2 separate regions of the Mus musculus genome follow, and region 1 is linked to region 2. A link is a contact called in ENCODE POLR2A ChIA-PET data. All regions are on one chromosome and are shown on one strand. Each heading gives the region's core, a stretch centred on a gene start or an enhancer-like site at or near the end of the contact. The rest is flanking DNA. Distances are from core to core; before and after follow the strand shown.

Region 1 (4,124 bases), core at 1,162-3,661, 40 kb before region 2:
ACTCGTTTAATTCTTTTGCAGTGAAAATACTATATTGGTGGTATCCTTTCCTCAACTGGTAGTAATTTAATACATTTTAAATGTTTGTTTGTTTGTTTGTTTTTCGAGATAGGGTTTCTCTGTATAGCCCTGGCTGTCCTGGAACTCACTCTGTAGACCAGACTGGCCTTGAACTCAGAAATCCGCCTGCCTCCGCCTCCCAAGTGCTGGGATTAAAGGTGTGCGCCACCATGCCCAACTAATACATTTTTTAATTTGTAAATTTTTTAACATCATAAGGTCTTCCTGACATTATTTTAAGAGCTCCACCCCAGCTCTATTTGCCCATTTGTCAATAATTTTTCTAGGCAGTTTTGCTGGATAAAAGAAACAATGAATACCAAACTGAAACAACACACCTGGAAAAAATACTGTCAATCTTATTTTATTAAATTTCTGTTATAAAAATGGTCACTGTCAAATATTTCCAGGGAGGTAACTGAAATGTTCTTGGTATTGAACTGTTAATATGATGAAGTTTTTGGACAAAAGTCTTAATGATCTATAAGGCTCTAATCCAGGTTCTGCCTCCCCCCCCCCTTCAGTTCTTTGTAACTCAAATCAACATATGCACTCTCCATCCTCTCTAGGCCCACTCCTGAACCCAGATGATTTTGATTTGGTGATTCACCCATATGCCTGGGCAGATCCTACACCCAGCCTTGACATGGCCTGTGAAATCCTGTTCTCAGAGTTGACTCAAATCTTTCCTTTCCCATGAGGTGGGTGTAACTATGAATTAAACTTAAATGTAACACACACACACACACACACACCCCGAGGGATTATTTTCACTCATTTAATTCATACATATTGTATTGTGTTGGTATTTGAAATACGGACTGTTATCCCTAACTTCTTTGCTTCTCTATGTCTGTGCCTGATTATATTTTACTACATATCTTATCCTTAAATGACATTTCTTATCAAAATCCAGATAAACAGCAAAATCATTATCAGTGTTTTATCAGTGTTTTAAACCCATTTCCTTCTGCTTAGTCCAAGACCTTAAGGCATTTTACTTGGGGAGTTTTCTTTATTAAACAAATGCTTTTTTTTTTTAAACAAATGCTTTATACCTTATTTTTTTCATTTACTGTAAAAGCTTTAAAGTTATGCCAAAACACATTGTGATATTCCCAAAAATCTTGTCAATCCTCTTACTCTAAGCTTCCTACTTACTCTAGTGTTTTTGACATATATAATCCTTTTTCAAGAGTTGATCAGTTCCGAGGAACAGCTCTGCAAAACTGTGTGCAGTTCTAAACCAAAATCTGCTACTGTATGTTTTATAATCCTCCTACCGTTTTCCTCTCTCAAATGTGTTGTGTGTTATCATGAGACAGACAAGCAGAACAGAACTGCTTTATAAAAAGGCTTTAGAGAATGACAGCAAGCAGTTTCTCGGTCAGTTATTAAGTCAAATCATAAAAGTCATTACTACGTAGCCAAAAAAAGGAAAGTGGATTATTTTCCAATGAATAGAGGTGAAATCTGTTAATTAAATCTGTCCTGTCAAAGGTTTGTTAAGCAAACTGCCTAAAGTTGACACACGCACCTTCAGCAGGTGTTTCCAAACTGTCAGTAGCTAACTCCCACAGTAAGAAATTTACTGATGAACCATAAGCAAGCATCTGCTTCAAAGAATCAAATGTTGTTTTGTTGGTTTTTGTTATTGTTGTTTTGGTTTGAGATAGGGCTCCTCTGTGTAGTATTGGCTGTCCTGGACCTTGTGACCAAGCTGGTCTTGAACTCACAGAGATGCACCTGCCTCTGCCTTCCGAGTGCTGAGGTTAAAGGCGTGTACCACCACCGCCAGAGAATCAAATGTTGTTAAAGGGAACTTTCAAGAACATATATGAGACTCCATGAATGGGAGACCAAAGTTAGTTTAGGAACTGCGTGTAAAAGGAATCTACTCTCAAAAAATTTCTCCCAGGGCCTCGGTAGCATGCTTTTTGCTGCAAACCTAATATAAGCACAGGTTGGCCGAACCAATTAGGCCTTACTTTTCCAGCAGCTAGCTTAAGATTTTTGTTTCCTTCGTCGCTGTACAAGGTCATTAAAATAATTTTTATTTTTGCCGGGCGCAAAGAAAACTGGCCAACAGCAAAGACCTGCTTTAACTCGAGTTCAAGTTAAACCCCAATTAGTTACACGGTGTTGCGCAGGCGCTGCATTTGCCAACTCTGACGCTCCGCAAACCTCTTCAAGGAACCCTTTGCGCCTGCTCCGTGGCCAATAGGTGGCTGGTCCAGAGACAAGGAAGTGGTCAGCGCGCCTGCGCCGCCCCTTCTGTGGGTGGGGGGCGGCTCCGGCGGGTTGCGCAGGCGCACACGTACCTTTTTGACCGTAAACATCCTGCCGATTTGAACCGAGGATTTGGGCGGCCGGAAGAGCCGCGCCGTAACGGCCGCCATCTTGTTTGTTTGAGTGAATCGGAAAAGGAGGCGGCGGCCGTGGCGGTGGCGGGAGCAGCTCCGAGGCTACACCGCACAAGGGCTCCCCCTCTCCCCGCCCCCTCCCCTGACCCTTCCCCCCCTCCCCGGGCCACCCACCCCTCCCGGCTCCCCGCCGAGATCCAGGTAAGCGATCGGGCCGACCCCTCCTCGGGCTCTGGCTCCCTCCCCGGTGCTCTGCCCCGCCGGGTTGCTCCCGGGGCGCGGGCTCCGCGGCCCGCAGTTGCGGTGCGAGGCGGCCGGCGTTGCGGCCCCCGAGTGCTGCCAGCTCCCGGGCAGCGCCCGGCGACCCCGCGCTCTCCGGGCCCCCTACGTCCCGGGGCCGCCCTCGCCTGGGGGGGTTCCTCGCTGCCCCGGGGCCGTGCACCGCGCCTGCTGACTTCCTAATGGTTCCGCCGCAGTCCAGGGCCCACAAAAGCGACCCTCGGCCGCGCGGAGGTGGGACAGCGGGATCCCGGGGCTGACGGGGAGAGAAGGGGAGGTTTGAACGAGCCCGCTCTCGGAGCTGGCCGCCCCCTCGGGGGGGAAGATGGCTGTCTGCAAAGACGCGGGACTCAGGGCGGGAGCCGTCAGGGAGACTCCTGGGCGGGCGGGCGCGGTGCATCGGGTGTGGAGTCCGGGGTCCGGGTCGCGCCAGGCGTGTGCTGGCCGCAGGGATCGTGGACTCACTCGCCTGTTCTTCTGTCTCCCTCAACCGGATTTCTCTATAATGTATATATTTGTGTGTTGGGCATCTCAGAAATTGGACCGGCTGTTTTAAAACACGATCGAATAACATTGCTTCCAAGAACATGAGTGTAGCTGGTATTCCCCTTAACTTTTCTAAACTTTTTTTTTTTTTTTAATTTCTTTAATGGCTAAGGATCGAGTGTTGTAGAGACGTTCCGAGGCTGGGTGCCTTTTTCGTGGCACAGAAAGGCTTTGAGTAGGCTCTGCCAGGATAGTGTAAGGTGACACTGTCGAGGTGTTCAACTAGACCAAGCGGCCTTCTTCAAATTTAAGAGGGAAACGCTGTGGACGTTTTCTTCGTGCTCTCTGATTTGTTAAGCTGTCTTCAGCGTTCCAAAACGCGTTGGTGTTTGAATGGCTTATGGAAGTGGCTTCTGTACTTCGGCTTCTCTTTACAAAGGAAAGTTAATATTTGCTCTCCTTAAACTGTATTGGAAGAGCTTCGGCGTCGTCCCGTCCCGTGCCCACCACCCCCACCAAGGGTGCAAAATCCTATTAAAAATCAAATGCCAGTGAACTGAAAGGCTGCAGGGTTTTGGAACAGACTGAAGTCGCTTTCTTAAATTGTAAATACCTTTAAGGTTGGAGGCAACTTTCTTTAAGAAGGTATTGGTGAAGGTGTGTGCCTTGTCCAGTGTTTGAATTATCTTAGAGTTTGTATAACCAAAGTTACAGAGTTGTTTAAGGAGTGGACACGGTGCTTTTTGTATTATGCACAGTAAATTGGGAATTTCTTTTCAGACTTAGCAAAACATGCAGATTCTGAGAGAGTTATACTTGGGTAGTTGGGAAAACTTAATTCTTATTCTTTTTTTTTTTTTTTTTTTTTTTTTTTTTTGGTTTTTCGAGACAGGGTTTCTCTGTATAGCCCTGGCTGTCCTGGAACTCACTTTGTAG
Region 2 (4,067 bases), core at 998-3,497:
TTACTTCATAGGGCCAACACAGTGAATTCATGAGATTCCACACATAACAAACTCTAGAAGGGTTCTTTCCACCTGACTGGCTCTCAGCAGCAGGCGACTTCTGGCTCCCTCTGCCTTCCTCACAAAGGGTTACTGAAGGAGGCTCACTGGGAAGTCAAGGTTGAACCCCAAAAGGACATCCTCAAGGATGATGATCCACAAGCATCAAACCAGTGGCTTAGTGATCTGAATAAACGAGGGATGCTTTCAAGGGACCAGTAGTTAGTGAGTGCTCCTGAGAAGTCTTGGTGACTAGAGTTATGGCAGAGCTTAGAGACCCATGCATTCTCAAACTGCCCAAAATGATCACTACAGAGGTTTGGGAATAAGTGACGTTATAAGGAATCACAAACCCAGACTTTTACAGTTCCAGGAAAATCAAGCTAAAAATGAACACGAAGACTGTCAGTTCTAGAGGATAAGACCCCAATGCTGAAGACACCCCACACCTTGGTTGCTAGACAGAGGCAAGCTGGAACTGAGCTAGAAAGATCCTCTCTGGGGGTTAGCTTTCAAAGTGCTGGAGGTTGCTAAGCAGACAACTGGGAGGGGAAGGGTACCAGTAGTCTTACCCATCTGTGAATGCTACAAACTATAAAACCAACTGGCCAAGCAAAGAGGTCCCCATCTGTGTCATTGTAGCACAATGGTTATGAGGGTAACCAGTCATCCTCTAAGTGAATTCAGGACCTGCTCCCCAGAAGAACCCGTACTGGTACTGTGAACCTTATCAAGAACTATGCCTAGGGTGGTCATAATGCTCAAGGGAGGGATTTATTACTTTACTAAACTGACTTACGTAAACGTTCTTCTAAATATCTGTTTATATAATGTAGTGTGTGTGTGTGTGTGTGTGTGTGTGTGTGTGTACTTGAGCACACTTTAGCTGTCACTCCTTGAGTAATGTCCACCTTATTTTCTTTGAGATAGTGCCTGTCATTGTCTCAGAATTTGTCCACTAAGCCAGACTAGCTGGCCAGCAAGCCCTAGGGTTTACCTATCTCTTCTTCCCTAGTACTGAAAGTATTTTACAACTGAGTTATCACCACAACCTGAAATTTCCAAATATACTGAAGTCATGTGATTTTTATCTGAAAGGGATGAACCTTATAAATAGAACACATAAAAATTAAGTGAGTACTGGTTTGCGGTGTCTTCAGTGAATGTATACATTCATCTCATCCTATAGCTGGAGGCAGTAGAACTAACATTGCCTCTGGAGGTAGGCATACCAGACTCCCAGCTCATGTCTCAAAACTATCTGGAGCTAAGATGGCTTTTGAAAAAAAAACAAAAAACAAAAAAAAAGTGTGTGTGTGTGTGTGTGTGTGTGTGTGTGTGTGTGTGTGTGTTTGTGTAAAACTTAGGAAAGAAATGGTTGATTTGGCTTACAGTTCCAGATTACAGTCAGTCACTGGATGAAAGTCAGGATAGGAACTTCAAACAGCTAGTCACATCCACAGTCAAAAGCAGACAGAAATAAATGCATGAATTCTTCCTTGTTTGGTTGCTTACTGCTCAGCAGGACTTTTATATACCTTTATTTGATTCCAGAGCAACCTTGCCTAAGGAATGTGCCACCCGCAGTGGGCTGGGTCTTCTTACTTCAGTTGACTTAATTAAGGCAGTCCCTATAGACAAGTCCACATACCAATCCGATACAGTCACTTCCTCACTGAGACTCACTTCCCCATGACTCTTAAGTCATTTCAAGTTGAAAACGAAACCTAACCGTCACCGTGCACCTTTACCCACTGAGCTGTCTTCGTGGCCATCAGATACTCTTATATGTCAGATGGGAACAAGAAAACCTGATGTCCACCGTTACTTGTGCTCACAATTAAGTAATTACAAGAAAGCACTTGGGAAACCATAAATGCTGGTTTTTTTATGCTAAGTTAAAGCAAAAAGTAGCAACACGTGCAGCAAAAATTCCTCAGCTAACAAAAACAAAAACCAAAGTTTTGCTCATTGGGTTTATCTTAAAGAAAGAGTTCTGGGTCAGAGAGTATTGGTCTCAAAGAATGGCAAGATCAGAGACTTCAACTCCAAGTGACCTTTGCTTTGGATTTGATTTTGTGTCCTGTTTTGTCAAGAGTGAAAACTGATAGCTTGTCTCAGCAGGGGTTGGCAAGGCCAGGATGCTGGAGCCTAGCAGTCTCCTGGCTTCATCACCTGCCCCAGCTGGAGAGGGTGCGGATGAAGAAGGGGGATCGGGAGGGCAGAGGCAGGAACCAGTGAGATGATACAGCCCTTGTGCCCTGAATATAATGCGTTCCAACCCAGAGGTTGGATGGTGCTGATTAAATGAAAGTAGCCCCAAGCAGGAATGTCAGCCGGGAAACCGTTTCCTTTGTGTGGGAAGTCATCTTGGCATGGTCTCATCAGGAAAGGAGAGCTGCTTTGGCCTGCAGGCAGTGAAGCCTTGCAGAGACCTATCTGCCCTCAAATCTAGTGAGCTCGTTCCTGATGGAAGCCATCGAGTCAGAACTGCAGGATTCCTGCAGTTCACTGGGCTTGAAATGTGTACAGAAGGTCAGATTTTCTGAGAGTCAGGTTACGCCCGGGGTCATCCAGCTGCGGTGGAGCTGGAAGTAAAAAAAAAACAAAAAAAACAAAAAAAAAAACAAAAACAGGAAGTGCTTTATGGCTACCCAGTCTCTTCTTAAGATGCCTCCAACCAGGCGTCTATTTTATCACTTTAGCCATTGAAAAGACTGATCCTCAAAACCATGCTTATTCAAAGTTAGAAGGTACGTGACAAAGAAAATTAATTTTGTTGAAATATAGTTAATCAACTATTTTAAACATGCTTATTTTAAAGAATAATGCTTCTTATTAATGAATTTAAATAGCAAGACCTGGCACTATGTTAATCTCAGCCATAATTCTTAATGTGACTATGAATACTGAACAGCAGAAACTGTACACCTGTCCCCTTTTAGTATCTAGAGAATAAGATGGAAACGTGTGTGCTTTCTTCTAGGTGACGAGGCCACTGGCTCTCCTGCTGACACTCTAATGGTTGGCTGCCTGCCTGTGTGGATAATGGCAGGGGATGCTGCTTTCCAATTAGGAGTTGATAAGGATGATATTCCTTTGCCTTCATGTGGGGAGATCCCTTGAGAGTCTGACTTCAAATGAAACTCTATCCTGAGACGGAGGGAAACTAATTCATTTGATTCACCTCCATGACCCACCCCAAATAATCCATCGATAAAAGTCTTAAATAATGTGGCTCATCTCATCCCTCAGCTTGGGAAGCTTAAAATGTGTTAATCGTTGGTCAAAACATTTGTAAATAAAATGAATCTTGTCTAAACACATAATACTGCACTTAACAAACTACTGAGAAACTTCACGCTGGGCATTCTTACTGTTTTCCCTAACCACTCTAGAATGAGTACTAATTCTAAACAAAGTGAAGACATACAAATTAGAGACAAGAAAGGATTTATTTAAAAAAAAAAGATGCCAATTTTTATAACATAAAGAATTCTTAGAGATGGAAAAGGAATGCCTGATATAGAAACAGGAGCAAAACATAAAGGAAGGTCTAATAAATGAAAACATCATTTAAATATGTTAAAGGTTACACTCAGTTTTTAAAAAGAAATTAAAACATCTCTAAGAGATGTTCCCTTCTTAGCCAAGTTCAGGACATGGTACAGATGTACTCTACATCAAACCAAAAGAAGAGGACATACATGGTTCAGTGGTTTTCAGATGCTGATCACTAAAGCAGCTGTGTGTGTCTTTTCCTTGGGGGCCGTGTCCCTGAGGAAGTCATCTTGATCCAAACTCAGCTCACCAATTGGAGAAAGTCCCCAGGTTTCAGTGCAGAGCTGGGAAACCTTTGTGGCTTCTGACAGCTTGACTGATTTGGTTACGTGGAACTGGGACTTCTACAAAGTCAAAGTGACTAAAATTCAGTGTCACCTTCAAGAACAGGACACTGTAGAGAAAGAACTGCAGCATTTGAACGATGACCAGTCTACCTTGACTCTGCCCCTGAATGCTGATTGGCA

What was found. ChIA-PET counts read pairs that join two places held with the same protein, here RNA polymerase II (POLR2A).
Region 1: POLR2A ChIA-PET joins it to region 2 with 17 read pairs in Patski. The contact joins the promoter of Rad21 here to the enhancer-like site in region 2. POLR2A ChIA-PET finds 5 or more read pairs at or near these places in 3 of 5 experiments (Patski and embryonic stem cell).

What each region holds. Positions count from the first base shown.
Region 1 is chr15:51,990,047-51,994,170 of GRCm38, reverse strand. It overlaps Rad21 (RAD21 cohesin complex component), which reads left to right and starts at 2,411. Exons shown (of 14, transcript NM_009009.4): 1 at 2,411-2,624. Gm52217 reads right to left here and starts at 3,196. Exons shown (of 2, transcript XM_030248881.1): 1 at 2,382-3,196. The coding sequence starts at 3,102.
Region 2 is chr15:51,950,254-51,954,320 of GRCm38, reverse strand. No RefSeq gene overlaps it. Among named protein-coding and RNA genes, the nearest start is that of Gm34678, 34 kb to the right of the region's middle. Within about 2 kb of position 2,247, at least 1 of the 3 ENCODE cell types and tissues checked has a DNase peak (open chromatin) inside an H3K27ac peak, as active enhancers do.